Linked DNA regions of Mus musculus: region 2 is linked to region 1. A link is a loop called in an ENCODE intact Hi-C map of the cell type or tissue named here. Cell type or tissue: gastrocnemius. All regions are shown on one strand. Each heading gives the region's core, and the rest is flanking DNA. Links, peaks and the distances in the headings are about the cores only. Region 1 overlaps Mast4 (microtubule associated serine/threonine kinase family member 4). Region 2 holds the start of Gm24870 (a small nuclear RNA gene).

Region 1 (16,587 bases), core at 5,439-13,438:
CGGGTCCTTGTCATTCATGGTTCTAAAGAACATTCACTTTGCCTTTTACGTCAGAGTTCAGTCTTCAGCTCTGTCCACTGCTGACTTACCTCGGAAGCCTGTTTCCTCTTAATGTGAAATTACAACATGAGTATTTATTTGTAGGTTTGTTTTTTAAATGATTGTTATTTTATAAGAGGATTCAAAATCTCCCCATCAAAGTAGATAGATAGATAGATAGATAGATAGATAGATAAAATATCTATAAAATTTTCTTTTAGTTTTCCGGATGTTATGAAAGAAAAGTTCCAAATCTGACAAAAAGGACAAACCTAAGAAGGACGGGAAGGATGGGAAAGAGCCAGCATCTAGTTGTCTCACTGTATTACACTCGGGCTAATCCTGGTCCTCAGGAATCCCCAGAGGAGCATACAGTTTTCTTTATTTTACAGATGAAATTTCAAAAAATGCTCTGCTTTTCGGCTGGAGAGGTTGCCTGTTGGTTAAGAGCCCTTGCCACTCTTCCAGAGGCCCTGAGTTCAGTCTCCCACCCACAGGGAGTGACTTCCCGGAACTACCTGGAACTCTAGCTCCAGGGGATTCAGTGCCCTCTTGTGGCTTCTGGGTGTACCTGCGCGCGCGCACGCACACACACACACACACACACACACACACACACACACACGAAAATAAGGTAGTCCTTTAAAGTATGTTTCATGCCTGACACTTGATGGAGAGTACTGACCTCCTTCTTGTCATTTTCCCGAGTCCTTCAGGAAGAGGATGTGGCACATCAGCAGCTTCTGAGGACCTGGCCCCAGTGGAGCAGTTGATGGCTAAAGAGAGATAGAAATTTAGGAAAAAAGAATCGCAAAGCAGAATTAAAACTAGCATGTCTTTACGTACGACTTCATGCCTCTCCCTGGTCTAGCTTCCAGGATACTGACCTTAATCTAGTTGAGCATTTGTGAGCGAAGGCAAAGAGTAATGCAGGACTGCTCTGACAACACAGTAAGGAAACGTAATTAATCAGCTGCCAGACCAGCCCGGTAGTCCCCATTACCTCTCTCAGCATCTACTGTGTGGCGTTGTAGTTGTCGTTTTGTTTGTGGACACAATCCTTTTGTTGAACATCTTTAGTTCTCAGCCGCAGTCTATCTATAATAGGCATTTGCATCATGCTTTTAGGACAAGTTTGGATTGACAGACTGTACATAGTCAGAAAACCACTGGAAATCATTTAAGTTGATTGTAACAGCAGCTGCATGCTGGGTGTGTCCACGGGTGAGGGTGGGCAAAGTGCATAAGGATGCACAGCAGGATCTACAGTAAGTTAGGTCCAGACTCTGGTCTAGATGCATACTCCAACTATCTTTGTATCTTTTGTGGGCCTTGGTCTTCCAGTAATATCAGAGAGCTAGAGTCTATCTATATCTTTACATTCTTTTTGGCTGTTCCACACTACTAATGCATTGTGATTCTTGAGTGCTGAGCTAAGAAACCCACCTGATAGGCCACCAGCTGGAGTTCAGGTGGATCACGTGGACTTGTTGACAGCAGAATTTCAGCACCTGGCTTCCTCCAGGAGTCTTAGTTGACTCCTGAGACTTCCATGATTTACCATGGTAGCCCCTGTCAGGGAGAGGGTTTGAGAGCGTGGAAGGAATCGGGCTTCAGAGTTAGGGATACTGGACTTGATCCACAAGGTTACCCCTTAGTGAGCTGAAGATGTTGAATCCTTGCATCTCTGTTCCCCCATTTGGCAAGTTAGGAATATCATTTATAAAAGCTAACCCTGAGAAAAGGGGCAGTGGGTATATACTGATCGTTTCTGTGATACACACGTGAGACTTTTCCATTCTGGTTCCTACTGCAGGAAATAACCCAGGGGAAATGCTTTCTCTCCCTGCTTGTTAACCAGGGTCAGACTTTTTAGTTATATTGCTGTCGGGGACAGGATGGTGTCAAGGGACTTTAACGACTTCAGATAAGTAAACAACCACCGGCATAGATTAGATCCTTAAATAAAGGTCAGGGAAACATCCAGAATATTAAGACAGCAGGAAAAAAACCAGGTGATCCATATATGCAAACTCAAGTTGTATGTTTCCTGTGTTTTCCCCAGTGGCATTGCTCCCGAACCAAACTTTGAGTAGCAATTAATATTCTGAAAGGTGTATGGGTAAATGCCATGCTTCAAGGCTGTCAAATAACGTTAGCTCTGGTCTTCATATCTTTCAATGATTGAACTTGCTGCTCAGTGTCCACGTCATACTCGGCTGTGATTCGGTGTCCACGGCATGGCACCCTTCCTTGGGCTCTGACCATGATCTCTTGCCGAGTATGTGTTTGTGAAGATGTTCATGAGCAAAGGAATTGACCTTCTTGAAGTTGACAGGCGAGGGAAGTAACATTATCAACGTGGTAATTTGCATATTCCACTCAGGAAAGAAAACCCAATGTTCTCAAGCAGAGAACCTTGGGGTACAGCTCAGCGCAGGTGAATGTCATTATAGTTTGATCCAACACAGTTTAGGACATTTCTAAAACTTATTTTATATTGCCGATTATGTCTGTGATCCCAGGAATTAACTACAAAATCAAAGAAGCCAGGCATGGGGTGTGTGCCTGTAATCCCGGTATTTGGGAGATGAGGCAGGTGAATCTCAAATTTCTGGACTTTTTCCTCCTGACAGACATCAAAGATAGAAAATGATGTTGTTATCTAGTACACTTTCCGGTGTAAATATATTCTATTGATGCCTTATTTGAAGATAAGTCCATTTATTGAGAAAATGATCGCAATAAACAGCTAAATCATTTGAGTAAGTTAGGGCTTGGGGAATTGCTGGCTTACCAGACCTTGTAAACATGAAGGGTTTTACTGACTCTTATTTTTTTTTCTTCCATTTTCTTTTTGTTCTCAAAAGTTTTTTTCAGATAGGTCTTTTAGTACCGGCTGGCCTCACCCACTATGTAGTGGCAGCTGGCCTTACACTTTCAACTCTGCCTTTACCTCCAGAGTGCTGGGGTTACATACAGCATGAGTCACTATAGCCAGCTTGTTCTCATAAAGTAACCTACTACAACACATAAGTTAGTAGGGGAATATAATGTAAAAATAGATGAAAATAAGCAAGAATAGAGCAAGCACAGAGCCAAGGGACCTCAGCAGTGGCATCGTGACATAGATCCAGTAAGTCTTTGTTGTTGGGGCAGCCGAGTGCTTGGCAAGTTAAATTTAGTAGCGTCTCTGGGCTCAGATACGACACTTCCCATTTCCTCCAAATCGTGAGGTCCAAGAGTGGTTCCAGGGACTGTTTAGTGTGTGTGTGTGTGTGTGTGTGTGTGTGTGTGAGTGAGAGAGACAGAGACAGAGACAGAGACAGAGAGAGACACAGAGAGAGAGACACACACACAGAGAGCGCGCATTATGAGAGAGAGTATGTGTATGCATGTGTGAGAGAGTATGTGTGTATGTGTGGGTATGTATGTGTATATATGAGGCTGAGTTGCATGTGCAGATATGTGTGGATATGTGTGTGTGGCCACGTGTATATATGTATGTGTGCTTGAGATTGTGTGAATGTGTACGTGAGTGAGTGAATGAGTGAGTGTGTGTGTGTGTGTGTAAAAATCTCCACAAATCTCACTTTAGAAGATAAAATGAAGTCTGTCTGCATAAAGTTAAGATTAGAAATGGGACACATTGCACTTCCTGGTGAGGAGTCAGAGGCTTTGCCTAGGTGTCTAGAGAGATGTTGCTAGGTATGTAGTTCCCAAGGGAAAACCCTCCCAACAGCCCAGCAGCAACGACACTGGTTCTAGTGCTGAGGCCTGAAAACATCTTTCCAGTGTCCCTCTCCAGGCTTGAATGTCCTCCTACTGGGTCTGTATTGTTTACTGTTGGTCTGCTTACTCCCACGCCCCAGACTGAGCCTAGCATATCGCTGCTTGATAAGCTGTGTACAGTTGTGCACATCTGTATTAATCCTAGCAATCAGGAAGCTAGGGCAGGTGGGTCTTGAATTTGAGGCCAACCTGGCATAGACACTGTTTCAAAGAAGAAAACAGTAATAGCAACAAAACTGCTTACTAAATAAATATTTATACGTGGAGATGAGTGTTGATCAGGGCCCCGTGGTGTGCATTCCTCCCTTGTACACTCTGGATCCGAGCGGCTAGATTTGGAGGGATGTTGCTTACAGCATCATTAAGTAGAAGCCCGTGTTCTTGGGGGGGATGTAATCCAGACTGATTGTCAGCAAAATCAATTAGCAGACCCAATGCAGTATGGTCAGGACTGTCACTCTCTTGGTGGCCTGACAGGTCAATACTTAGATATTAGAAAGCAGTAAGGGGACCTGGTTTATTCTTTAGGCAGTGCCGTGAATAAGAAGTGTTTTCTTACATACTCTTGAGCGGTACAGAGCAGTGGTGTGACTCTGAGCCATGTGTGTTGCCTGTCAGCTGAGCTGAGCCTTGCAGACAGTGCCAGAGTGCGCACCAGTGTTTTAGGCTATGGACTGCTTGGATGTGTTAGCCCCTTTCATGCCTCAACTACATGTCCTCGTCACCTGACATCTAGTCTTCAGACGGAAGTGGCTTGCCTGGAGCATGGCCCTAGAATTCTGTCCCTGAGCATCTGGAATGGATTCAAGGCTCCTCCCAAACGCTATACCATGGCTGATGACACACACAAGGACAAGAAAATGTGACTTCTTATGAATCAGGCATTCTGTGTCCCATCTATTCTCTCTTAGCCTATACAAACAAAAAAACCAGACAAACCAAAACCAAACCAAACCAAAAAACCCTGAAAACAAACAATCGAAATCAAAGTCCCAGGTAAAGTTGCAGCAGGTTTAATTTCCATGTAGAAATGTTCGCCTGGGTGATAGAAGAGGTGACTTTTGTGAAATGGATTGTAGCTACAGCAAGCACAAATGGTGCCCTTTCTATTTTATCAGATGTTCAGGCGCGAACATGTACGAAAGCTGATAATCCTTACATCCCACTCAGGGGATCAGTATGATTGTTACTAATGTTCTGTGGGTGAAGAAATGATGCATTAAGAGTTAAATACGTTAATAGAGACGCTTATGTGTCAGCTCTGGTCTGAGCACCTAACTGTTGTGGAATTAGTGACAATCCTGCCGTAAACGTCTCTAGCTACAGAAGGCTATTCTGTCAGTTGCTTGTTTGTTCTTTTAAGTGTTGGCTTAAAAGTAAAATCTAACTTTAAAATACAGTAAAGTCGTTCTAAGTTGCCTATTTGATTCTGTATTGAGTGGTGAGGAAGAGAGAGAGAAAGGATAAGTACTTGATGGGAGCTATAAGCAAGGTCTGCGCAGTTTCCTGATTCAGGTATTTTTGTATCTTTGGTTTTGTTTTTTTTTTTTTTAGAATATTTAATACCAAGAAATAGAATGACTGAGCAACGTTTTCATAACCTACATTCCTAGTCAATCCTTTTCTCTGTTTAAAGCACAAAAGAGGACGTTAGCCATGGCTCCATTAGGAATGCAAATGACATTGGTGATACTCTTTGGACTTGTGAACTTTGGCCGTAGGGCACGTGCATTCTGGATGGGTCTTTAAAATGCAAGTGTCACATCTTGGGAATGAATGCAGAATTACAGAAAAGAGGAATGGAGCAGAAAGAGACTCGATTAATGGACACACGTGAGTATGCCAGTAGGGATATAGTTAAAAGGTCGAATAATTCATTATTTAGGAATCACCTTCAGAGATAGCCCTGTCAAAAATTAGCATGCTGGTTTAGAATAAAAAAAAAAAAAAAAAACTCTTATAAAGGATGCCATTTGATATGACCTAAGGCTCTCGCCATACGTGAAATGCTCAATTTTGTCAAAGTACTGGAGATGCCTTGTAAGATTTCAACTTGGTTACATTTGACGTGATTTCTTAGTTTTTCAACGATAAAGGCTCTTTATGGCATGTGTTCTCTATTTTCACTATTATATTTTAACTAAATACTTCTACATATCAGACACTTGTTCATACTAAAAATCTTTCTTTGGTTTCTTTTCTTTTTTTTTAATGAGCCCTGTTGTAAGGGTGAGGCAGAAGAAACAAACTTGCAGAATTTCTTGTTACTCCAACTATAGCTGGGGAAGAATGACAATAAACGAGCATAAAGGATCTCATATGTGCCGTGGCAGCAGATGTATGAAGAAAAGAGAGGGGAAGGACTTAAGTGAGGAGTATAGTAATCTGTGCATTAGCACCGAAGCCTCCCAGGGAGACTGCCCCTCAGGTGGAGCCCTGGACATGGGGGAAGCAAGCTAAGAGTGTCTCCCAGGAGGGAAAAAATGCACAGGAAGATGTTTGCAGCCATTGCAGATCTGCAGAAGAACAATGTGTAATGAGAACAGGGGAGAGTTGGCTGTGTGAGGCAGGTGGAAGGGCCTGGCAGGCCAGTGTGCAGACCCTGAGTTGTTTTGAAGGAGTGTCTGGGAAAGGACTCCAGAAAATCAGCTGGCGCATCTGGCATATGCTTTCAAAGGGACACTGGCTACTCTCCTGCTGTTAGCGAGAAGGCAGAAGGAGCCTTTGGGAGGTTGTTAAAGGAGACGTTGCTATGTCAGGGACAAGGTGGTAGCAGGAGAAATGGTGAAGCGACTGGGACTAGAGCTGTATTGGGAAGGATGAGTTAGCAGACCATACTGTTGGAGTTAGGACTGTTTATAAAGCTTGTGAGCTGATTAGCCAGGGTAAATGAGTTTCTGTCTGTAACTGTAAGCTGAGCTGTCTCTCTGTCTCTTTGTAAGATCCTTGTAATCACACAGAAACCTTGAAGGGAAGAACGGATGTGTCTGGCAGTGCCATGTCTGAAGATCAAGTGGGAGAATGCAGTTAAGTTGGAAGCATGCCGTATGTGTTTGTGGATGGTGAAAGTGTGCACTAGGGAAGTAGGAAGATGGCGCCATGACAGGGGGGGCTCAGCCCAGGAAAATGTGCGTATGGTTGACATCTGCAGATGTGGGAGTGATGGGGAAAGCCAAGGGACCAAAGATGAGATGCTCTCATGAATGTCTTGACCCACTTGTGTTCATCTTTGTTGAAGGCAGGAGCCACAAGTAACCATGATGCATTCTGTTCTTCTCAAGCCTTTTTGCCAGACAGCAATGAGAGACAATTACAGCAAACATAGATGTGAGATTACTACACGAATTGCTTGTGACGAACAGTCACGGGACCTGTGGTTTTGTGAACTTTCCGTCACGACTATAACAGATTTCTCTTCGTCATGCCACCTTGGTTCTCTAAGATGTTTTTGTAGTTCCTGGGACAGGCTTCCAGCAAGAGCAACTGTCCCACTGTGGCATGGAGCAACATGCTCTACCTCTGTATGAATTCTTAATTTAGTAATGGTCAAATGGACCTTTGTCCAGTGTTCTATGGTTCTTCTTTGAAGTAAAGGACTTTGTGAAACTAACATAGGGAATTTTGAGGAAGTCCAGGCACCAGAAATCAGGATTGATTGGCAGATCAAAGAAAGGCATCTCTTCAGATGACCTCTTCAGTACAATGTGTTTATGGCTAGCAGCCTGCTAGGTGACCAAGGAGTGGGATTGGATTCTGTGAGTACCCTGCTGTTTGCTGAAGGAGAGACCCTGGAAGTACCTCAGCCAGTGGCCTTGAGCCTCAGAGTTTTAGGACGTCCTCTGTCTTTAGTTAAACCGGTAGATCACCATCATAGTTGGGGTATAGACTCACTGGAAATCAGGTAAATGGCGATGTTCAAAATGACAGGTCTAATACGTACCATCAGCTCTTGGGTGCGATGAAGTGTTTTTTAAGAGATTGTGAATGTTGGAATCCCTGCAAAAAAATGGAAAATAAAGTGCCAGGCTGCAGTGGGCCATTTTGAAAGGCTTTGATTAATTACTATAGAAAGACTAAAGCCACCAACAATGCAGAAAATCTGGAAAAATGATATGTTTAGAGAGAGCCCTGTTGGGAGCGTGAATTGATAGAGGCCGGAACTGGGATCTTGGAGAGCTGCCCTGTGCTGGTTTTGAGACTTTTCAGCCTTCACTGTTCACTGCCTCGATCTTCCCAGGTTTAAAATAGTAGTCTCCTCTAGAGGCTATGGTTCTGATGGGGGAAAAAAAAACCAAAAACAAGACAAGAGAAAACAAAGCAAAAAATCCAGCCGATGAACTATTAGTTCATGTTTTCATTTCTGTGATGGAGAAGGGGGTTGAGTTTTGTTTTGTTTTTTCTTTTTCACCCTCACTTTCTCATTTAATTTCTTTCTCTTTCTTCCACATGTGTCCCATGTCGTTTGTAACTGTTTGAAAATATATAAGGGAATCGCATAATTCCTGCTTAGGAAAGGCCTCTTTTTTTTTCTTCTACTTTTCCACCCTCTGTTGATTTGCGATATAACACTCTTCCCCAGAGTAATTAATTGCAATTCTGCAAGCCAATGAAAAACGGGCAGCAGCAGCTGATGGACCTTAAACAATAAATATTTGTATTTTATGCAGCTGCCACTAGTAATTAAGAGAAAATAACTAAGTAGAATGGACCCGAACCCGCTCGATTGCTTTGAAGGGGTGGCCACTAATTCTTGGTACATTTATTAGCAGGAGCAAGCATGGAACAGTTTGCTGACTATCTATGGTACATTGCCACCTTGTGGCCACAATTTTCCTAGTCACGGAAAAGAGCAACTTAATAATATTAAGTCTACACGATAGAGCCTTATTTTGTAGTTTCCCCAGCCTTTTCCATAGTGCAAAAGATTGGAGACATTGTGTGAGAGCATATAGATTACAGAGGCATTGAAGAGATTATGTTCTTAGAAGAGGGGTGCGAAAGTATTAATGAGATGTCTGTCTGCAGCTGATACTGGGAGTGGGGGGCTGATGCATGGATGTGGGGTGGAGGAGGAGTGAAAACCATATGGGCAAGGAATAATATTTCTGCCCTGGCAATAGACAAAGGGTGTTTATCCTCTCCCTCAATCTGTTCCATGTTTCCATAGTCACAGGTTTTCTTCTGAAAAATTTTTAATGCAATAACACCACCACCACCACCACCACCACCAATAAATTGGCAGTTTGAAAAAGGGCACATAGGTAAGGGCATACAGTGGTACCAACAATAGGGAACCAGTAATCTCTCTTGTTTGGCAGTCTGACTGCAGGCAGGTTCTGTGTTTTCTAGTCGCTCGTATGTAGCTAACTCTTCAGGTGCTTCATTGTCTGTAGGCTTTAAGGGCAAAACATCTAAGGCTGGGCAGGAGTCTCTCCTTGGAGGCCCCCATAAATGGACATCTATATGATAAACAGCAGCCGGCTGACATCTTCAGATGACTACACCCCCTCCTTTGAAAGGGCTGTTACTTTGAAAAGTGTCCCCTGGAGTCCCTTCCCCTCCTGATTTGGCTTTGATCCTGGAGTCGATGGACTACTCCTTCTTCAGGGTCCTCTCACTGCAAAACCAACTGGCAGTGAGATGCAGCCAAGACCTGAGTGTCTGGGAGTTGCAGATGGTTCTTTTTAAGAAGTGCTTGAGATCCATCACGTGTTGCTAATGAACGCAGTTGAGGTTGGGAGACCGTTCCCATCTTGTGGAACTGATGAAGGTTCAGGCTCAACTATCTAGGGAGGGGACGGCCACTCCCAGGCAGTCGTTTCTTTTCCTGGCAATTTTGAATATACTGTAGCACGCGGACAGCCAAAAGGATGACCCCGTTCTTACTCACTCTCTCCTATAAGAAGATCTGTGATAGTCTTAAAAACAGATCAGAAAATTATATTCCATCTCTTTCTCATGATAGCAAAGTCCGACTACTTTGGTAAAACCGTCCTTAAAACAGCATTTAGCTGTGTTGTCCAAGTATTTCCTGCTTTTATTGTAGGCAGCTGCCCTTTTGTGTGACAGCTGGAATTTAATCACTTAATAGTGATAAGCACATATGTATATGCCCAGGAATATTTTTGTCCTTAATAATATCTCGGCACACACACGGGCGTTTCAGCTCGCAGGTGAGCGTGTAGAAGGTGCGGCTCTCTTCAGGTGCTCTCATGAAAGTGGAGCAGATCTTGACATGAGTGCTTTGACCCAGGGGATTCTTTTGTGGAAAGCTGGCTCTTGAAGTGACTTTGGTTTCTCTGATTCTGTGACAGGCTTTCTTTTTAAGAGCTATACAGTGATATAAGGGTGTATTGATTTCCATTAAGGGCTGCGGTGCTTAGACATTCCTCTCCTGTGCCATGTATGTGTGTGAGCAATATGTGAAATTTGATCTGCTTTTATATAGCAGTATTTCAAAGTGGGGGAATCCACAGAAGGACCTATTTTATATGGGGTTCCAGGCTACATATGTATGCATGTATGTATAATTCACTCAGTTATGAAACAATACCTTCCTATTTGCTCTCTCTGTGTGTATGTGTGTGTGTAGTTGTATGATGTTGAGTGTACGTGTGTGTATGAGGATGCCACAGGTCAACCTCAGGCATTATTTTTTAGGAACTGCACATTCTTACCTCTTTCACTGGTCTGGAACTCTCCAGATAGGTTAGACTCGTTTGCCAGCCAACCCAGGTACCCAATCCAATCCAGGGTTGGGATTACAATCCTGTGCCACCATGCCAAGGTATTTTTATATGGATGCTGGGGAACAAACTTGGGTCCTCATGCTTTCACTGCAGACACTTTGGTGACCAAGCCATCTTCCCAGCTCTTGTTGGGGTCCAATAATAACTATCCCACTGCATTGAAAATTGTGGTCATCATCTACTAAACTTAATCCTATGGCCTGCTGCTCATGTGTTTGTGACCTGCCGTCAAAACCTGGTACTGGGATTTTGCGGCGAGCAATACTGACTCTCAGACAGAAGGTACAAGAATAAAATTTAGAGCTTTCTAAACTTATCAAATTAAAACCAGCGCTGAAGGGAGTGTGTTTAGAGACGGGGATGCACAGAAGAGAGCGTGAGATCCGGTTGTGCTGGGTGTCCCCCGGTTGTACTGGGTGTCTCCTGGTTGTGCTGGGTGTCCCCCAGAGTTGATAGCACTGTCCTTCTCTCCACAGCTTGACCACATACTGTCTCCGCCACCCATGCCGTTTCGGAAATGCAGCAACCCAGATGTGGCCTGCGGCCTCGGAAAATCACTGAAGTACAAGAGACAGCTTAGTGAGGATGGGAAGCAGCTGCGGCGGGGGAGCCTGGGAGGAGCCCTCACAGGTGAGTGAGTTGGGGTGACATGGGTCACAGGTGAGTCGGGGTGATATAGGTCACAGGTGAGTCGGGGTGACATGGGTCACGGGAAGAGGAATTGTGCTTTTCTTACAGGGTTCTGTACAGCCTTGGAGTTCCGTGTGTAAAAGCTTGCCTGTAGACCCTTTTGGAAAGTGTTACTTAAGTCTAGAAAGCAGTTTAAATTAAGAACTTGAGCGGTAAAATTTATGGAATATAGTTTACCTACAATGACCTGGTCGTATTTTGAATATACACAAATGCACTTAGGAAAATTCATATTTTGGTGTAACTACCAGCATGATCAAAATGTAAAAATGTAGGTGGAGACAGACAACAATTCAGACACACACAAACATACATACAGAGACACAGATGCTCACAGTTATATACAGACACATACACAGACACTTAGAGATACACACAGTTAAACACACAGGCACACACAGACATCCATACAAAGGCATAGGTGCCCACAGATGCACACAGACACACACACACACAGACAGACAGACAGACAGACACACACACACACACACACTCCTTGTACATATACTTTCCCTGCAGACGAGATTAATCCTAAATGTTTTGTGTTAACTGGGACATACAGTGTGAATGTTGTATCTGCTCTGTTACTTAGCATACCACTTTAATAATATGTATGTATTATTATATCAATATTACTATTCATAAGAAACTGACAAAGTGCCCAAATACAAACACTTTATACTCCCACCAACAGTAGGTGAGCAGTGTAATTAGTGTGCCTTCTCACCAACCTGTGGTATGGCCAGTCTTTGTAAATTTGGTCATTTTCTTTGTTCTAGAGATTGTAGTTTCCTTTTGAGTTTTCTGTTAGCTTCCTGTTACTCTAACAGGAGCCTGAGACAATCAGATTATAAAATGAGAAGGTTTCTCTAGGCTTGCTGCTTTAGTAGGCTTGGTAGGTGTCATTGCTTTGGGGCTGGGCACATCAGCACCCCATGACTAGAGCACACAGTGGAATAAGACTGATCATCTTATGGTGGGGAAGTGAGAGAGTAAGATAGAATTGGTTCCCACAAGTCACTTCAAGAGCATGACCCCAATGATCCCCTGAAGACCTCCTGCTGGACCCACCTCTTCAAGCTGCACTGCGCATTAACCTCATACCAGATCTAGCCCTTTAACACTTGGATCCTTAGAAGTCACGTGTGACACACACTGTGGCACATAGGTATTTTAGAGCATGCTCTGTGCTTATTGGATGCTTATGTATTCTCATTTGTGAGGTATCTATCAAATCTTCTCCATTGTAAAACTTCACAGTTACAGACATGTAACCTAAATGTTTAAACACAGAAGCAAATAGTGTGTGTTACTTATGAGCGAGCCATTAAAGCTCCTGCCGGTGAGACGTTAACGAGGAGAGAGGAAGTAGGGGAGCCTGGGACGGGGAAGGTGCAGAGGGAATGGCTGGCACACTAGACAGCAAGAAATGATTATTCTTTAACACAGTTGGATGACTGATTGGAAGCAATTCCATTTTTAAGAGTTCCATTTTTAAACTCTGGGCGGGGAGGGACCTAGAATGTTCTCAGCATGAATGCTGTGTTCTGGAGGTGAGAAATTTGCCAGTTACTCTGATCTAGTCATTCTGTATTGTTGAAAATAATCAAAGTTTTCAGTGAAGGCATTGAAAAGTGTATTAGGGCTGGGCTGTGGCTCAGTGATAGATCCCTTGCCTAAGCATTCATGGGCCCTAGGTTTGAACCCAGTACCACACAAAGAAAGCAAGAAAGGTGGGGAAGGAAATGAAGAAATGCACATTTTAGTCTGTGGGTCTGTATAAGTACAGGTCCATTGAAAATAAAAATATCTATTAAAAAAGAAGCCCTACATATTCATACAAGTATCTTTTATATTTATTTATATGTAAAAGTTTTATTTAAATTTATGACTTTTATTCTAGTTTTTTAAAGAAAATAAAGCCAAATAAGTATAAGTTAAAGCAAAAGACTTAGAAGAGACTCGCCATTTCACTTTTCATGCTAAACCAAACTATAACGCACTGCAGATTTGACTTTTTTTTTCCTATTTCATCTTAGTGATTTTTTTCCTCTAAACATAAATATTTTGGAGGAACATCGTTGGTTTTAAGCCCTGAAGAAAAATTTGTCTACCTATGACAGTCTCGTCTGCCAGTTCATAAATGGTCTGGAAAATACTTTGAATTATGTTTTTTTAAAATTTTTTTTATTTTTAAAGCTTTGGCTTTCTGGAAATGGAATTTCTAAGGAACGGAAATACTGCTGCCACATGGCCAGTATAGTTGGAGCGGCTGGAGCAGTTGGTGCAGAGAGGCACACTGCTGGATTGGAGGGAGCGAGATCCAGGCCAGGGAAGGATAAACTTTAAAAGACAGAAGAAGCCCGTGGAGCTAACACAGTGGCTCTGTAAAGTGTCTGCTGTGTACCTGTGAGGTGCTAGGCTTGAATTCCACCCATGTAAAAGCAGTGTGTGGAAGTGTTCATCCGTGTTCCCAGTACCAAGGGAGGACAGTCCTAGGGACACTCTGTGCAGTTTGTCTAGCAGAATTGGAGAACTTACTGTTCACTGAGAATCCTCATCTCATGGTTAAGACGGAGAGCAAAATGGAAGATACTCCTGTCAACTTCTGACCCTTTACATGTACACACATATATACCACACACATGTATATGTGTGTGTATACTACCATATACACTTAAACACATCCACAGGACACATGCGTATGATACACACACATGCACACGCACACACACACACACACACACACACACACACACACAGACCTACACCCTGCATGCACAGTGGTACATGCATATCATCAAAGCTCTTAGAGGTAGAGGCAAGAGGCAGGTTTTGAGTTCAAGACCAGCCTGGGCTATGTATTGAGACCCTGTCTCAAAAAATAGAAAAGATTGCTCTTCCCTGAGTGAATAGCCAGTGCTGGCACGTAGGGTTCTGAGAACACTTCCCTGCTGCCTGTTAGGACCATTTTCATTTCCTTGGGTAGATGCAGATTGCCTTTGTAAGTAATACGGTCTAAAGAGTCCTGGAGTCTAACCTTAACCAACTGGAAGGGCAATGGAATCCTGATGGTTAAGATTTGCCCTGTTTATTCATCTTAATTAGAAAGTTTATTTTCATGGAGCTGTTTTTGACAGCTGGGTAGTAACTGTTCTCACCTTTTTCAGCCTAAGTGGTTTATTAAAAGCTTTGATCTTGCAGCTTATGACCTGGAGCGTGGACTCTGGCCTTTAGCTTCGGGAGAAAGAGTACTTGCACCTGGCAACTCTATCAAGTCTGTCCTCTTCCCGTTCGGATGCTGTACAACTATTGTGGATGGGTAAATCTTAGGCGAGATCATTATTTAAAAGAGTGTTTAGTCATCCTTAGAAGAGCTTTAAACAACCATTGAGCGTAAGTGGCCTATTTTGGAAAATAGGTCCTTGAAAGTTGAGATAGTGGGGAGTGGGGGAAAGTGTTGGTAACTGGTCCTCTAGGTAGTTTAGCTGAGGATTTAGTGAAGAAACATGGGGAGTGCTTAGCCCAGCATTGGGCAAGTATTCCAGAATCTGTGGGGGAAACTGAATTAGAGGGCTTTGGAATTGGTGGGAAGGTAAGCTTACCACGCTCACCTTGGTGTCCTGAATGATTCAATTTTTGCTTTTTAAAAATCTGTTTCTTCTGGTGTGTCTGAAGACAGTAACCATGTACTTACATACATAAAATAAATAAATAATTAAAAAAAATCAGTTTCTTTGTTTTTGAGGCAGAGTCTCACATTGTAGTCTGGGCTAGCCTGAACATACTATATAGCCCAAGCTTGCCTTGAACTCATGGAAATCTTCTTGCCTCGGCCTCCTGAATTCTGGGGTTATAGGGCTCAGTGTATAGGGTTACAGGATTGTAGGATTCTATCTGCTCGGAGCCATGCCTGCACATGTATCAGGCGCTGGGATGCGGGTATGACAGCATCGTCTCTGACTCTCAAAACAAAGTGTCTACCAGTTTTCAGCAGCAATAACCAAGTGACCTCACCTTGAAACAAACTATTACATGCTTGGTAAGACTTCCTATAATTATAATTAAACAATTGAATATTTGATGGGGTAAGGGGAGAAAACTACTGTGCTAAAGTTTTTTTTTTCTCCCCAAACTGGCTCAATGATTAAACAGGCTCCCTTCTTATATAGTTGTGTGAAGGGTACTCTGATCTTTTTTTATACTCTGCAGTTCATCTTATAACAGAAAGCAGATTTTATCACCAAAACCCTGATCTAGTGTCTTACTCCAAAGGCCAGCTGCTTTCCCACTACTTGACTTCCTTTCAACTCTAGGATCTTTGGTTTGGTTTGGTAGTAGTGTACTTACCACTGTGAGATGTAAGGTAGAGACGAGAGGACCAAGCATTCCCACTCTCTTTAGCAGCATAACAAGTTTGAGGCCAGCTTGGACTCTTTCTTGCCAAAAACTAAACTAAAATCAAAGACTTTGCAAAAGCTTATCTTAATGGTTTAAAAAAATTCTGCCTAAGTATGAATTGAAAGTTTTCCCTAAGCCTTTAGCTTTTCAGGAGAAGAATCTGTGACCTAGTCATTTATTTATTCCTAATGATATCTAGTATTAAAATCATCCTGTGTGGCAGGACCACTTTTGGTGAATTATATTTAATTACTTATTTAACCCATGAGATGGGAAGCACTTATTCCAGTTTTACAGACTGGGACACTGAGGCACAGGCATGGGGTTTGTAAAGAAGAACCAGAGATTATGTCCAGGCAGGTGCCTGCACAGCCCGCTATGAAGTGGCTTTAGCACAGCAGGTACCCAACAGGTTTAAAATAAACGTTAAATTCCAGCAGGATTAATTAAAGTGAATTTTAGATAGGAGAATCTTTGCTTACTTGGAATCTGGGGCTGTGACTCAATCTGGAGGGCTCCCAGTCCTTTAATTAAAGAAAATTAAATCTAAGCAATTAATGCATATTAAAAAAAAGCTTTAAATTCATACATTCGTTAGCCCAGCAGTTCTATTTCTGGGAATTCATTGCAAGCAAACAGTCATGAATATGTGTGGAGAATTAGCACTAGTAATATTCGGAGCAGCACTATTTATAATAATTAAAATTACATGTCATCTAAATATCTGCCGAGAGGATATTGATTAAACATATTATAGAATATATACAAAGTGGAAAACAATGTAAACATTGAAAATCATGCTGTAAAAAATAAATTTGAACACTGAAAAAGGTTCCTAACATTTAACATGAAATCCTGTTGCTGAGTGCTCTCAAACTATTACATGCTTGGTAAGACTTCCTATAATTGTAATTAA
Region 2 (16,587 bases), core at 5,137-13,136, 470 kb before region 1:
TGATGTGAATGTTAATCACTCCAAACTTTCATCTCTGCACCCAGAATAACGTTGATCAATAAGATACCTGGGTACCACCATGACTGAGCTACTATCATAAGTATTTAGTTAGAGGCATTTAAAGAAGTACTCTGCTCTGATGTCTTCTTGATTCAGGCAGCTCCTAGGTCATGTGAGGGTCTAACTCAGGCATTGGAAGCTGAACAGTGGCTAGAGGGAGGCTTTTGGCTCCTCTGTTTCAGACCCAGTGTAGGGATGTGGTGGTGTTAGTTAACGGGCAGGCAACTTTTACTACCTGGGCGATGATACAATTGAGCTGTTCCTGCTGGACGAACTTCATTACAAAGATTACTTCTGAATTAAGTGATAAATTTAAAGCATTTTGAAGAATAATGGCGTTTCTTCTTTTTTATTTTTTTAATAATGCATTTCTAAATGGACCAGGAAGACAAATTATTAACCACAATGATTTTGACTGTTCATCCTGCCTCCTTCTACCCCTATATCCTTCTCACACAACGGAAGGGACCAGCCATGACAATAAACTGAAAAACTGCACTCTCAGGGTTCCTGTTTTTTCAAGACTTCCTGGCGACTATTTTGTTAGAAACTGGCCTCTGAGATCCAATAAGGGTAAATTTCTGGAAGTCTCTGTCCCAGTCAATGTGACCACTCTTAGACAATGGCCCAAGTCCTGTCTCCTGTCATGTCGCCACGCCAAGCCTCATTTCTTATTCCTTCATGTTGGGATGCTGTGTGATGAAGACCCTGTAATACACCTGAGAAAGTCAACCAAGCCAGTGGGATGTGCAACGGACAGTGGCCATGGCCAGGCAGATATCAACACAAGAACAGAGCAGATGTGGTTATTTTGATAAATCCAGACACTGGGAGCAACAGCCAGCAGCAAACACTGTTAAGTCTCAATCATACATTTGCCAAATCACCAGGGTTCTTTGAGGAATGGGTTTGGTTGCAAGAGTCTGGGAGGCAGAAAGATGAGCCTAAGACCTCAGCCTGCCACTATACAGGGGATGCTATCTGGTTACTTGGCTTCTCTGGGCTGGTATCATTTCCACACAGGAGCAATAATTTGTGCTACTTTCTTGGATAGTAGCATCACTAAACCTTTGAGCACTGTCATTATTGAATTCTACCACTTAATTTTACCAGTGGAGAAGCTGAGACTAGAGGCTAAGTAAATTTCTCCAGGGTAAGAACTGAAAATGGTATAGGTTTGTATTTGCTCTCAGCATCTGCTATTGACTCATTGATGTGGTAGGCACATTTACTGAGCAGTTATTGTGAACCAGTAACTCCTCTGAATGCTTTCTCCTGTATTCTTCCTTGTCAAGACCTTCCAAAGTTGGTATTTGTATGAGGTTCCTCTTGCAGCATGACATTTCCCCAAGTTGCATGGCTTAGGATCCCCCTGTTTGCTATTTTTGCTTTTGTGGTTTAGAAGCCTGGGTCTGGCATGGCTGAGTCCTCTCCTATGGGTCTCTCAGGGTTAAAATGAAGCTATGTTCCTTGAGGGATACTTCCAAGCTCAATCTGATAGGAAGGTCTGGACCCAGATGCCGAGGGAGGCTAGGTTTTCTGGTTAGTATGTATGTATGTATGTATGTATGTATGTATGTATGTATGTATGTATGCATTTATTTATTTCTTGGTTTATTGATTGATTGTTGTCAATTTGACACAAGATAGAGTTATCTGGGGGAGAGGGAACCTCAACTTAGAAAATATCTTCATCAGAATGACCTTAGGCAGGGCTGTCAGGTATTTTCTTGATGATGATTGACGTGGGAAAACCAACCCCATTGTGGCTAGTGTCATCCCTGGGCAGGTGGTCCAAAGCTGTATAAAAAGGAAAGCTGAGTGAGTGGTGAGGAGCAAGACAATAAGCAGATTCCTCCATGGCCTCTGCCTCAGTTTGTGCCTTGGGTTCCTGCCCTGAGTTCCCATTCTGATGGACTGAGCTGTATGCTGATAGAAATGCTTTCCTCCCCAAGTTGTTTATGGTATATGGTGTCTAGCACAGCAATAGCTAGCTAGCCAAGATACTAGGTTGGTAGGTCATTATCTCCCAGTGTTCAGAGATAAGTAGCTGTCATCTTTTCCACTGGTGGCCTGTGGGAAAGATCTGTGAGTGGAACACTTGCAACTTCCCATATATTGGCTTTGCCATGCCACGTGCAGAGCTGATCGCTAAACAGCATGCCTCAGGCTTCACCTTGGCTTCCTAAGCATTCTTACAGGAATTAGGGTGAAAGCGTTGTTTGCTTGGAACTGACCATTGACCATAAGCATGGCATTAGTATGAAGGGGTCAGAAGGGGGACTGGCCCCATTCAGAAACACATGCATGGTTTGTGGCTACCCTGTATGTGCTTGACATCTTTCCAAATCAAGTTTGCTAAAACTCTAGGATGCTTCCTCTCGCTCCCTGAAAAGACAGAAACTATTTTAGCTTAGTAAGACTTTTTGATTTTGTTCTAAGGATGGTCACTAGTAGCTGGAGAAAGGTTTTTTACAAGTTTCCTTGCTATGGAGACTCGAAAGACTCAGATCTGTCCTTCTCTTTGCTTCCTCCAGGGGTACTCTAGGGACATTCCATAGTGTAGACAATGGGAGTTGGGATGATATATATAGAGAAGAGAAGGTTAAGAGAAAATAAAGGGGGATGTATAGATTTGCAGATGATCTGAGGAGAGAAGTGGGACATTCTTTGGAGCCCATGCGTATGAGTGGCCACCAGATAGTAAGCATTGGGACATCTCTTCCCAGCCCCTAGGTCAGTGGTTCTCAGCCTTCCTACTGGTGTGAATCTTTACTATAGTTCCTTATGTTGTGGTGACCCCCAACCATATGACTATTTTGTTGCTACTTCATGACTGTAAATTGACTGCTGTTATGAATTGTCATGTAAATATCTGACATACAGGCTATCTGATATGAGACTCCCGTGAAAGGGTCATTTGATCCCCAGAGGAGTCAAAACCCACAGGTTGTGAGCCACTGCTCTAGGGGTTGCCTACATGATCTAGCTCTTGTCTTCTTACACCCCCCTGAGCCCTTTTCCTTGGATAGATGCAAGGAGGTTGAACAGACACATGAAAGGACCTTAAATATTTGATATCCCTTTAAATTCTCACAATCATGGCTTGTCCCCTGCTGTGGCTTGTATGTGGTTGGTCCCTCAAATGTTCTCTGGTGGAACATTTGGCCCCTGATATGATGTTGAGAGTGTTGAAACCCTAAGAGGTGGAACCCTGAGGTTATTGCCTTTGGACTGGGTTAATACAGTTCTTGTGGGACCCTGGTTAGTTTCCTCATGTAAAAACTGTTACAAAATAACAGTTGACCCATGGCTCTCTCTCTGACTTCAGTCTCATTATGTGATCTCTTCTATATGTACTCATGGTGTGACACCATCCATCATGAGACCCAGAGCTGACCTGAGGCCAGCACCATGTTTCTGGATCTCTAGAACTATGATATTTTTTTTCTCTTATTTTTCAAGTTTGGTTTGGCATTGCTGCTGAGCCTTTATTTGATGTTTAAGAACAAATAATGAATTTATGAAATTCCTAGCCAAATGGATGGACCTGGAGAGAGGGCATCATCCTGAGTGAGGTAACCCAATCACAAAGGAACTCTCACAATATGTACTCACTGATAAGTGGATATTAGCCCAGAAACTTAGGATACCCAAGATATAAGATATAATTTGCTAAAAACATTAAACTCAAGAGAACAAAGACCAAAGTGTGGACACTTTGCCCCTTCTTAGAATAGGAAACAAAACACCCATGGAAGGAGTTACAGAGACAAAATTTGGAAGTGTGACGAAAGGATGTACCATCTAGTGATTGCCATATCCAGAGATCCATCCCATGATCAGCTTCCAAACACTGACACCATTGCATACACTAGCAAGATTTTGCTGAAAGGACCCAGATATAACTGTCTCTTGTGAGACTATGCCAGGGCCTAGCAAACACAGAAGTGGATGCTCACAGTCAGCTATTGAATGGACCACAGGGCCCCCAATGGAGGAACTAGAGAAAGCACCCAAGGAACTAAAGGGAACTGCAACCCTATAGGTGGAACAACAATATGAACTAAGCAGTACCCTGGAGCTCTTGTCTCTAGCTGCATATGTATCAAAAGATGGCCTAGTCGGCCATCACTGCAAAGAGAGGCCCATTGGACTTGCAAACTTTATATGCCCCAGTACAGGGGAACACCAGGGCCAAAAAGGGGGAGTGGGTGGGTAGGGGAGTGGGGGTGGGTGGGTATGGGGGACTTTTGGTATACCATTGGAAATGTAAATGAGCTAAATACCTAATAAAAAATGGAAAAAAAAAAAGAACAAATAGACAAAATGAATCTCTTCAAGGTATCCAGCCTCAGGTATTTCATTATAGCAAGAGAAAATGGACTGACTGTTTCTACGTCACTCAACCTTGGAGGCCAGGGAAGGAAAGGCCCAGAAGCAATTTGCCTGTGTGTTTGCCTGGGGTGCCATGGAAGGAGATGAACACTAGGATTGGGTGAGGGGCTGTTGTATTTATAGCTGGTGGCCAAGTGTGACTGTTGGCAGCTTCATCAGACATGCTGTTGTGGCTCGCACAGTGCCAGGCTTGGGCTGGGTGGCCTTCTGCTTATTGGCAGGAGCAACTCCTTCAGCAGCAGCAGAGCTGAATGCACAGTTCCCGTCTACTTTCTGACCCTGCCTTGGAGCTCCTTTGGCTTCATCACACCTTTGACAGGTGTGCTTCCAACCCCACTGTCATTTCTACAAACACCTCCTTGATTCATTCTTTTCTACTCCAAAAGTCCCCAAGAAGCTTAGAGTGGTGGCCCTTGCCTGCAATCTAGCGCTTGGGAGGATCAGGAATTCAGGGCTAGCCTGGGGTACACCCTGAAACCCTGCCTGCATCTCCCCACAAAGGTCCCCAAGAATTTTGTTTCCCTCAGTGAAAAGTGATCTACACAGGATGTTTCTGGCCAGCTCCACAGTCACTCTCATGGGGCCTGGGTTCGTCCATGTTCCCTTGACTTTCCACTTTGATTTGACAGCTTTTATTTTTATTTTTTTAAAAAAAAGACAACCAGCCAGGAAGTTGATGGGTATATCAATAGACTGGAGTGCTTAAGGCCAGGAGAGAAAGTGTGGGGCTGTAAAGAGTAGTTAAAATTTGACCCTGAACTTAGTTCTGACAGTCCCATGTCAACTTATTTATTGGAGTGTTAGCTTCTAGACAAGCTTGTCACAACGTGACCACACTGCCTGTTGATGCGTCATGCACTTGAGCTGACCATGGCAGCTCTTCCAATTTTCCTTCAACTGTACTGTATTTCAAAAGCAAAGGGAATGGTGGCTGGGAAGATGGTTTGTTGTCAGAGAATTAAGCAGGGCAAAAATGATGGCTCCTTACTTTTCAAATGCACATGCACACATGTGTTATCTTGAATGTATGTTTCAGGGGACACATTTCACTATTAGTAGTAATAATAGCATAAAACCAAAGGATTTAACCAGAGGTTTATTGGATTTGTGAGACTGGAAGTTGGGAGTAAGTGTGGACTTCAGTGTAGCTGAGTGCAGAGGCTCCTGCCCCATCACTGCAGGGCGCTTTGAGCTCTGTTGGTATTTCCTTTCTTCTTAGGCTGGAAGTTGGCCATGGCCTGCATCTGACAGAGTCCAGAAGAGGAAGTGGGGGTTCCTCCTGGGCCTTTGAGAAGCCCGTGGAGAATCTTTCTTTTTTTTTTTTTTTCCCATGACTTATGGGACTCAAATCAGTTATGCCCTGCTGGAGCCAATCACTAAGATAGAAATGTGCCATTCTGGAACTGGAAACCGAGTCCACTTTCCCATATGGTCTTCATGGAGAAGGGTTTTTCCCAGAGGGAAATGAGGATGCCAGTCAGCAGGGAAGAAGGAGGAGGAAGGACCACCGGCATGATGGAAATTGCGGAATGCACAGTAGGACTCACGAGTCTGAGTTCTGACTCAGAAGGCCCTCTGCTGTGTGCAGGCAATTGGCTGTTTTTCATTTTGACTCATTCAACAAATGCTTATTTTATTCCTGTGTGTGTAAGCCAGAGGTCCAGCTTGGGTGCTCTGAAAGTGCTGTCCACTTGGTTAGGACAGGGACTCTTTGTCCTTAAACTTGCCAAGTAGGTCAAGTTGCTGGGCCAGGGAACTGTAGGGATCTGCCTGTCTCAGGCAGTGCTAGGGTTACAAGTGTGTGCCATCAAATATGACTTCTCACATAGGTTTTGGGGATCAAACGCAACTTCTCATGACTCTATGTCTAGCGTTTTGCCAACTAAGTTTTCTCTCCAGTCTTTTAACAAATGTTTACTGAACCATTAAATCAATGCCAAATTTATGCCAAATGCTAGAGGTAAAAAAGAGTATTAAAGATACCGACATATCCTTTAAGGATTTTGCACTCTAGTGGAGAAGAATAGGAAAACAGAAGTATGAGACATACAGAAAGTTGAGGCGCAGAAAAAAGGAGAAAGTTTCATAAACATAGAGGAAGGTGCAACCAAATCTGTACAAAGCAGTGGCTCTCACCCTTCCTAATGCTGCAACCCTTTAACACAGTCCCTCATGTTGTGGTGATCCACAACCACAAAATTATTTCACTGCTACTCCCTAACCATTCATCTTTCTATTGTTATGAATTGTAATATAAATATCTGATATGCAGGATATCTGATATATGACCCCTGTGTAAGGGTCATTTGACTCCCCTAAAAGGATTGAGACCCAAAAGCTGAGAACCACCGGTATAGCAGGGAGTGAGTGGACATCTGGGGACATAAGGAAGAGCATCATACTCAGAGGGAGCAGCATGCACAAGGATACAGAGGGCAGAGGAGGATGGCAGGTTCCAAGATTCTATCTGCATAGGTAAGGCACATGAAGGACACGTGAAGGTTGTTTAGAGATGATTCCTAGAATCCAAGTTAGGGAAAGGCTTGGAATTCTCGGGCAGAAGAATTCAGTCAAGAGGATGGCAAAGGCAGGATTGAAAAGGCTACTGTGGCATCGTATTAGAGAGGGTGAGCCTGAAGGCTGGGTGGCTGTTCTAAAGCCAATGGAGGGGAAGGAACTGAGGGCATGAATAGAGACAGGATGGGAGGTTCAGCAGAGGGGGACTTGGAGGGAAGAATCGTTGGGCCTGGTAATTCTCTGGGCTAGGGGAGGTTGGAGGGAAGCAAGGGGAAAGGACATATGTGCAGCCATGCCATTCTGAACATTCCAGATCCTGGGAGCTAAGCAGGGTCAGGACTCGTTAGAACTTGGACGGAGAGAGGCGTGCGAGAAAAGTTGCTTGAGTGAGCAGGTGATGGTGTGTCAGTAACTGAGCTGGAGTCTGGGAGGAGGGTAGTGTAGATCTGAGAGAGGAGGGCAAGTTCAGTTCTGTACACGAAGGTGAAATTCTTGTGGGCCATCTGATGCCATGATGGGCAGTGTCGAGGACTGGAGATCAGATCTGGAGGCTAGAAAAGGTCTCTGGTGATGAGCAGGGCAGATGGGATGCTTGTAGTAGACGGCTAGGAAAGGCCATTTGGGAGAGGAAGCTTTCACACATACATGCATGCATACATACATACATGAGAGCGTGCATCAACTCATGCACACTTCATACACCTGTCCAGTTCTCCAGGGTGCCTTTCCTAATAGCTATAGCACTATACATCTGAACATGGGAGGAATACGCCCACTGACCAATTAAGGGGATAACATCTCTTTCTGGAGAGTTTAGAGGGCAGGGAGCTGCCTGTCTGATGGGGTTATTGGACTTGAGGTTAAGTGTGCTTATGACAACAGTGACAGGATTCTTCAGCCTCCAGCTCCCTTCTATCCCTTCCCCCAATCCATCAGGCTTTGGAACATTCCAGGTAGACATGGCTGGATGGTATCTATGGTTTAGCCGCTGAGCTTGTCCTTGGTGCAGATATTGCTACTGAACACTAGGAGGCGCTTCCGGGCACTCAGCTCAGCCTGGATGAGCTAGATTGTACCAAAAGGTGATCTACAAGCATATTTCCTTGCGTTAATGTGACACAGGATTTGAAGTCTTAAACAAGCTCCAACTGTAGTCCTAACTTGAGCTCAAAAGCCACTTCATATGACAAATGCAATGACCAAGACAAGGAAACACTCTACAGAGAAGATTTTGTTTTATTTTTATGTATTCATAATCTTGGTCTTGAACTATTTGTTGAACAAATAGGAGAGCATACACTTTTTCAAAACCGCAGGAGGCCTTTTCAGTAAGGAATGTGTGATGTGTCGGTCTTGACTGCTGATTTGGTGGGTCTTAGAACCAATGAAGGAGACATGGTGTGTCTATGAGGATGATTCAGAGGATTGAGAGGGGAAGACCCAGTCTTAGAGGGAGTGGGTGGGACCATCCCATGCCCTCCAAGAACAAAAGTGTCAGGAGTCTGCCTATCATTGCTGCTGCCATCCTCCAATGACAACACACTCCAGCTGTTTTGTTCTTTCCATGTGGACTGAATACTCACAGCTCTTGAGGGATTTGGTGGCTGTTTGGAACCCATTTTGAGTGGAGGCATCCAGCTTTACGGACCTAACCTCTCTGGGCACCTCTGCCTCGCCAGCATGTAGGCTGCCATTGTTGGATGGCTTGGAGAAAGATAAAGGGATTTCTCTTCAGGTTGTTTGTAAGCCAAGCTAATAATTCTCCTTTGATAATGTATTTATGTTCTGTTGGTTCTATTCCTTTTGAGAACCGTGCCTAACAAAGGACAAGAACGGGAAGCCATATGGTCGCTCTTTCCCTGGGCTTCAGGCAGCCTCCAGGGAGGTTTCTTCTCTCTCCACTCGATCCTGACACTGCTGGCTTATTCAGAGAGTTCTACTCATTTCTTGATTGGAGAGGGTGTCTCAGAAATGCAGACTCTTATCTGCTGGAACAGCTTGAGCTTTCTGAGACACCCTGGAAAAGTGTTAGCTTGCTACCGTCAACCCACATTGCTGGTGGTCTGTGTAACAGTAAAACTTAGGTTGTACTGGTCAGCTTGGGATGCCACAGTTTTTAAGGAAACCTTGCAAGTTCTCGGGTAAAAGGAAGAATGGCAGCCAGTTTGAGATGAAATGTATTTTAAAAGTGTTATTTCAAAGGGGGACATGTTCTCCACGTGACGTCATCCTTTAGTGCTTCTCTCTCCGTTCAGGCAACATGTCTTAGATCGTTGGCCCATATGTCACTCATTCTCGCAGCTACATTCATGGACTCAAGAACACAACTGGTGATATGCCCCGATTTAAATAAAAATAAACATATAGCAAGCCCAAAGATGCTTGGTCCCTTTCTTGTTTCCACTACCATACATGACCACTGAATGGGTTTTCTCAAAGTTCTAGTTCCTGGAGCATGAGCAAGTGCGGCAGAGAATTACAAAAGGCTGCTCTCTGTCCTGTAGATATAGACAAACTTTGATTCATCCACTCAAAAAAAAAAAAAAAAAAAAAAAAAAAAAAAAACTTCAGCAGCCTTTCATATGTGATGCCACTAGATGTCACTACACATCAAGTTTCTTGAACGAACCAGTGGGAGGCCTGCCCAGCCACTGTGCCTGCCTCTCCTTCTATTAATGTTTAAAAGCTGCATTTGTACTGGCTACACTTTCCACATTGAATCTTTTGTTTAATGTGACACTCATTCCTAGGAGCCCAGCTTCATTCTACTTAACTGTAAGGCAGCCATCCCTTGGCTGGGGTAACTCCTGTTGTTGCTCTTCTGTCTAACATACTCTCCCTCCCTCTTCCCCTTCCCCCCTTCCCTTCTCTCCCTTCATCCCCCCTCCCATTACTTCTTTCTCTCTTGGTGCTTTCTTCAGTTGGGGAGAGGTCAGAGGGCAATGTTTATACCTTCCTCTGTAGCTCTTACTTTTTGAGACAGGGGTCTCTCCATGACTGGAATCTGCTGCTTGGCTAGACAGGCTGAGCAGCATCCCTTCAAAAATCCCCTCCCAGCCCGCACTGTGATTGTAGGCACAGGGGCCATTCTTGGCTTTTTACGTGGATTTCTGAACTCAGACTCTTTTGCTTGCTCGGCAGGCACTTCACCGATGGACCATCTCGCTCTCCTCTGACTGCTTCCCACACCAGTGAAGTTCTTGCTCTCTGGCCTGTTTTGCCTGTCCAAGTACAACTGACAAACTGAAATCCAGGTAGCTAGGTTCTTCAGGATATGTGAGTTCTCCATAGAGGTCATTCTGGCTGAATGGGCCTCACATGGGACCCCATGTGAAGCATCAGGGGTGATCAGGAAGTCTGTCCTCTCTAATAACCTCTATGGAAAAGGCCTTTGCTAAAACAAAACCTCTTCCTTTGATCCCTTTAATCCCTTTATCTTTTCTGGGCTTTTTTGTCATATATTCTGTGACAGCTCTCAGGGGACCAAGGCCAGCAGAATTTGCTATGCCTTGGGAATATCTATCCCCATCAGTAAGTCAGACAGTAGGAAGGAGAACTTTCGTCCCCAGAGGGGCCCTTCAAGTGTGTGTTTGATGTTGACGGCTCTCTTTGTCATGAAGAATGGTGTTCAGGGGAGCCGGGATCATATGCTGTAAAGATAAAACTTGGGACTTAACATTTTGCAAAGCCCCTACATCTATCATGCCACCCCGATCTCACGGCAATCTATTAAGGAAGACAGGATGGATATTTTTATTTCCATTTTACAGAAGAGAAAACAGAAGGTCAGAGAGGTTAAATGGCTCACTCAAGGTCTCCTGGCTATAAAAACCTGCATCTTCAGCTTCCTGGGCCCTGAGCTCTCTGTCTTTCATGATCTCCAGCTGCTGCTGCCTGCAGAGGGAATTGTTAAGGGCTACAAGGAGTGGACCTTTTTTTTTTTTTTTTTTTTTTAGCAGGGCGGGCAAGAGATTTGGTGCGTTAGAATTCGAATTCAGGGCAAGAATGAAGTGTCCCTGCCTGGTTCTTTGGCTGCCAGCCACTGCCTTGGCCAAGGCATACTCAAGGCACATGTTGGCACCTGAAAAATTGCCTGGCTGGTACAGCCCAGCTCGCTGAGGCTGCGTTGTTGATGATGTGAAAAGGGGAGGTGTATAGAGGAAGCGTGTGGAAATGCCTCACCAACCGCAGAGGATTTAGAGAAGGCAAGTTTCATGCTACTGTGCTTATTTCCTTAGCGAAAGGAGAGAGAGAGAGAGAGAGAGAGAGAGAGAGAGAGACACAGAGAGAGAGAGAGACAGAGAGAGAGAGAGAGACACAGAGAGAGAGAGAGAGACAGAGAGAGAGAGAGAGAGAGAGACACACACACACACAGAGAGAGAGAGAGAGAGAGAGAGAGAGAGAGAGAAAGAGCGCTGAATATTGTTAAGTCCAACTAGAATGTAAAAGGAAGTAGATGAGGTAATGACAACAGTGACCCAGGCTCTATGCATCCTCTTCAAGCGTTCCTGGTCCTGGGGCTATCAGGCACAGGTCAGGGAGAGGCATGGAGATATTGCCTCTGTCACAGCTGCAGCCCATGCCTGGGTGCACTGCATCTATAAGGCACTTTGCTAACCCAATGAAAACCACTAGCTAATCACTAAAATAATCTGTTAATCTGTTGAGTAGGACTCCTTTACTGATGACTGGAGGCTTTGAAAAATACTGCTTAATCAATGATGACGACAGAGCTAATTTTCTGCTTTAGCCACTATTTGACAGAGAATGGAATGGCGCACATCCCTGCGACGATCTCTCCGCTCTGGCTTCTGCAGGAAGGCCTACCTGCAGAGTCTGTGTTTGTGGATCCCAGAGGAGTTTGCTTTCCTGGTGCTTTGTTTGATTCTTGGTCTTTCTTTCTTTCTTTCTTTCTTTCTTTCTTTCTTTCTTTCTTTCTTTCTTTCTTTCTTTTTTATTAGGTATTTTCCTCGTTTACATTTTCAATGCTATCCCAAAGGTCCCCCATACCCACCCCCCTAATCCCCTACCCACCCACTCCCCCTTTTTGGCCCTGGCGTTCCCCTGTACTGGGGCATATAAAGTTTGCAAGTCCAATGGGCCTCTCTTTGCAGTGATGGCCGACTAGGCCATCTTCTGATACATATGCAGCTAAAGACAAGAGCTCCCGGGTGCTGGCTAGTTCATATTGTTGTTCCACAAAAATATGGAATGCTTCATGAATTTGCGTGTCATCCTTGCGCAGGGGCCATGCTAATCTTCTCTGTATCGTTCCAATTTTAGTATATGTGCTGCCGAAGCGAGCACGATTCTTGGTTTTTTTTTTGTGTCAGATGCCTAACTGTTTCTGAGGTCGGGCCCGAATGCCATTTGAGAGCGGACAGTTGATTCTCAGGACTAACCCCTCAGATTTCATCAGAGCTGGTGGGTTTTGACCTTGACTGCAAATAGGAATTGCTTGGTGAGCATTTAAAAATTGCTGATACCAGGGCTCCCCCTCTGGATGTTTGAGTTTAATTGGTTTGGGGTAGCACCCAGACATTGGTATTTTTTAAGTGCCTCAGTTGACAGACTATGTGACCAAGGTTGAGAGCCTTAGAGGAAGTTGCTTGTACAGTCAGTTCTTTCCATGCGTGGGTAATGTGGAATCCAGCTTCGCCTCATTTTCCATTTGTTTTCCCCCCAATGGTAGAAATTTAATCTATGCATTGAAATGAGAATCATCCACTAGTCAGTAATTATTTCATTTAAATGCTAAGTTGAAATATCCACTATAAATGTGGAAATAATTTGTACTACAGTATTTCTCAAAGTATATTCTTTTGTTTATTTATTTGAGACAGGGTCTGCTATATGCTAGGCTGGCCTTTGAGTTCTATACGTAGCTGAGGACAACTAAGCACCCCTTGAACTCCCAATCTTCCTGCCTCTAACTCTGGAGATTATAGCTATGCACCAGCCTCCAGTGCTGGGATTATAGCTTCCTGCCTCCAATGCTGGGATTATAGCTATGCACCAGCATGCTAGATTTTATATAGTACTGGGGATCAAACCCAGGGCCCTGCGCAGGCTAAGCAAACAGTCTTCCAACAGAGCTGAATCCCTAGAGGGATACTCTTTTTATAATTTATATAGGATGTTCTCCATGCTTGCCAACACGGAGGCCGCTGAGCCAGTGCAGATGGGCCAGTTTGCTTCATTCTTGTGGACTCTCATTATGGTAGCTGCTGTAGAGGGTGTAGGGGAGTTGAGCGCTAAGGCTGCTCTAGACTAGGATGCTAGTGTACCTATCTGAGTGGGGTTTGCTTTTTCTCTTTTATTTTTGAAACCACTAAATTTGTAGCCTGTGGCCTTCTGCCACATCTCCATCTGACCACGCACGTTTCTCTTTGTGGCATGTTGGCTACTGAGAGAGCCAGTCTCCTTTAGCCTTTTGGCATTGCTGACCAGCTGAAAGTTCTCTTCACTCGATTCCCCTGCAATAGGAAAACAGGAAGAGAAATAGAACAGCAGCTTGACACGCCAGGTCTGAAGGACCACACGGATCTTCTATTTCCAATTAGCAGTTTCCCTGCAGCCCAGTCCCGAGGTCGCCAGGCCACCGTGCATCCAGCTGTTTAGTGTTTGCTGGCTTACTTGCTCTAAATCGTTCCTTCAGAGCTGTTATGCACAAGATCAAACACCTTGTCTCTTGGGCAAAGTTTTCTCTGAAGAGTTTGGAGCTTCAAAGCCACGTTGTACCCGTGATTAGAGTACACGATGTAATTGTGGTTTCTGTAGCATACAGAGTCTTTCAGGTTTCTACTTCCTATTGTCCCTTTTCCTGTTATGGCCTTTCTCTTTCTTTCTCTTTTTTGGTTGGGATTTATTTATTTATTTCACATGTACAGTGTTTTGCTTGCATATATGTCTGTGCACTGCATGCGTGCCTGATGACCAGGGATGACAGAAAAGGGTGTTGAATCCCCTTGGACTGTAGTTATAGATGGTTGTTGTGTGGATGCTGGGAATTGAACCCAGGTCCTCTGGAAGAGCTGCCAGTGCTCTTAACCACTGAGCCATCTCTCCTGCTCCATGGTGATTCTAACAATAAAGAGGTCCTAAGTTCATGTTCTTGCAAGTCTGTATGTTATAAATCAAGGTGCCTGGAATCCTATTCCCAGTCATGGTGAAAAATTAAAGTGACAACTTCAGATTGATCACATGCTAAGAGACTCTGCCACTATCCCAGTCATGTAGAAGTACCAACAGAAAAAAAATAACTTATTTAATTGAAGTAAGAAATGTAAGTAGAAACTTTAAAGAAGGGAAAGTAGACTCATTGAATTAAAAATCTCAGAGATGGGTTGTAGTGTAATTTAGACACAGATAAGGAAAGAATTAGTAATTTGAAAGAAAGAATTGACAGCCAAAAAGGATTGGAAAAAAATTCCTTGATCAATTCCATTATGGTAAAATGCATAATATAAACCCTAAGAAAGGCCAATGTAGTTCCTTACATCTGTAATCCTAGTATACAAGAGGCTGAGACAAGAGAATCACTATGAGTTCTAGTCTAGCTAGGGCTATCTAGTGAGTTTTAAGCTAGCTTTGACTGTAGAGTAAAACCATTCTCAAAAGATCTAAAAACAATAAGGTAAAGTCCGGGAATTACCTACAACATGGTGGCATGGAGGCAGACAGCAGAATTCTCTCAACAGAGATACCAAGAGACAATGGATACTAAGACACTTGGAACCCACAGTCTTTTGCCATCAGCTAATACCATGAACACATTTAAGCAGTGCTGAGATTTACTCTTTTGGTATGTTTGGTAATTACTGGAGAGTGAAATCTCTTTCTATTCTTGCTACTCGGTAGGATGTTCTAATGAAAGCAGACCTTAAACTGAATCCTGCCTTATCCTAAGATGTTTTTCTTTTAATTTGCCAGTTACAAATAGTAGTTATGTGGGTTTTACAAAAATCACGAAACTCTCCATCCTTTAAGGATTACTCCCAACAGCTTGCATAAAGCTTCTCTAGAGGCCGTTGAGATGGTATCCATGAGCAGCTCAGAGGACCTTTCTGTTCTATTAAATGATAGAATCTTTTATTAAGTAGGGAGATGCAGGTCAAAGGGAGCCCATTGCTCTGCCTGGACTGAGGTGCTGCTGTGGGCTGTTTCTATAGCTTGTTCACACAGCAGCAGAACAAAACAGGTGCTTGCATACTACTAAACCACATAGCTGGACCACCAGTTATTTTTAACAATAAAAGGTACTTCTAGGCCATCTCCCTCTCTGTGCAGTCTCAGTATTTTCAGGGCTTGTAGAAATTGCTTCTTTTTTTTTTAAATTTAGCTTTTTCATTGATTCTCCATGAATTTCACATCATGCACACCAATCCCACTCATCTCCCTACCCTCAAGTACCTGTCCTCTGCCCTTACAACCTCCCCCACCCCCCAAACAGGAAAAAAAAAACCCTTGGGGAAGTTGTAGTCTATGCCAGTGTGTCCCACAGTATACCCTTATACTTCTTTACTTGTGAATGTTCACTGCAATGAGTCATTGGCCTGGTTTGAGGATATCTGATTCCTGCTACACTATCAATACTGGGTCCTCACTGGGACTCCTCTTAGATATCTTTTGTTGCCCAGTGACATGGGGATCTTGCAGCTTCAGATCTCTAGGACTGGCCCCTTCATGCACGGCGGCAGTTTGTAGATGCGGCGGATGTTGGGGTTGGGCTCTCATGCACCCACACCTCCAGGACAAGCTCACCAGCATCCGGCTCTCTGGCTCTCATGCCCTGTAAGGGATGGGGCTTGAGAGGCTGCTGGATCCTCTAGCAGGGTCAGGTCTATTGTGCTGCCCAGGTGAGGTGCAGGGCCTGCTCTCAGGAGTGCTACACTTGGTAGAGGCCTGGGCCAGCACCCTACTCTCATTGACCCTAGGGACAGCTCTTCCACCTGCCATATGTTGGGAGGAATGAGGGGAGAGGGCAACACTCCCTTGCCTATGCCACCACATGGTAGGTGAGTGGCAGGGTCAGCTTTCTCATGCTTACACTCTCCATTGCCCCAATCAGGGCCAGCTCTGCTCTGCTTCCTGGGTAAGTACTACAGCTGCTTAGGGGCAGGGCTAGCTCTGTATAGCCCTCAGACATCAACATTGCAGCCCAGACCAGGAATGTCTACCTAGCCTTTAGTGGTAACAGATCCACACTGCTGCAGAGCCAGACATGGCCCTTGGTGGAAACACAGGTGAAGAGTTTACCATGGCCTTAGGAGGCCATGTTCCTGTCTCCAGCTCTGCCTCTCTTCATTGTGCACACATCCCTCTGCTTCGCCTTCTCTTCCACCTCTCCACCTCTTATTCATCTTAGTGCTACCTGATGCCTTTGGATGTCTGGAGTGATCTTGGGAGGGCTATGCCCTACCTATTCTATGTGGCACCTCGAAGAGGTTGTCTTTGTGGTCTGCTCATCCAGGCTTAAACTTCATGGCATTGGGCTGCAGGTCATCTCAGGCTTGCTTTGTGAGGCTGAGTGGGGAGAGTCTTTGCTTTTCACACACCGGGCAAATGTTTCCATTGTAGTACATCCTTGACCCTTTCTTAAAACCTGGAATG

The links. A loop is a pair of places that touch in the nucleus more often than their neighbours do. Peaks named below come from ENCODE experiments on the same cell type or tissue, not always from the same donor. Only the 100,000 strongest peaks of a DNase experiment are listed, where the experiment ranks them.
Region 2: it touches region 1 in a loop (16-fold over the local background); 38 of 42 quality-filtered maps call a loop at or near these places.

Annotation. Positions count from the first base shown.
Region 1 is chr13:103,166,026-103,182,612 of GRCm38, reverse strand. Mast4 (microtubule associated serine/threonine kinase family member 4) reads left to right here. Exons shown (of 29, transcript NM_175171.3): 2 at 11,057-11,210. Among named protein-coding and RNA genes, the nearest start is that of Gm30050, 77 kb to the right of the region's middle. In gastrocnemius, for the core only: a CTCF peak has its summit at 8,647 (motif pointing left); a DNase peak (open chromatin) is centred at 8,639; H3K4me3 peaks cover 595 bases; H3K27ac peaks cover 451 bases.
Region 2 is chr13:103,637,621-103,654,207 of GRCm38, reverse strand. The region is part of intron 1 of Gm30551 (predicted gene, 30551); the gene reads left to right. Gm24870 (a small nuclear RNA gene) reads right to left here and starts at 12,282; the gene lies at 12,176-12,282. In gastrocnemius, for the core only: CTCF peaks have their summits at 8,017 (motif pointing right) and 9,572 (motif pointing right); DNase peaks (open chromatin) are centred at 7,834, 7,970, 9,619 and 11,028.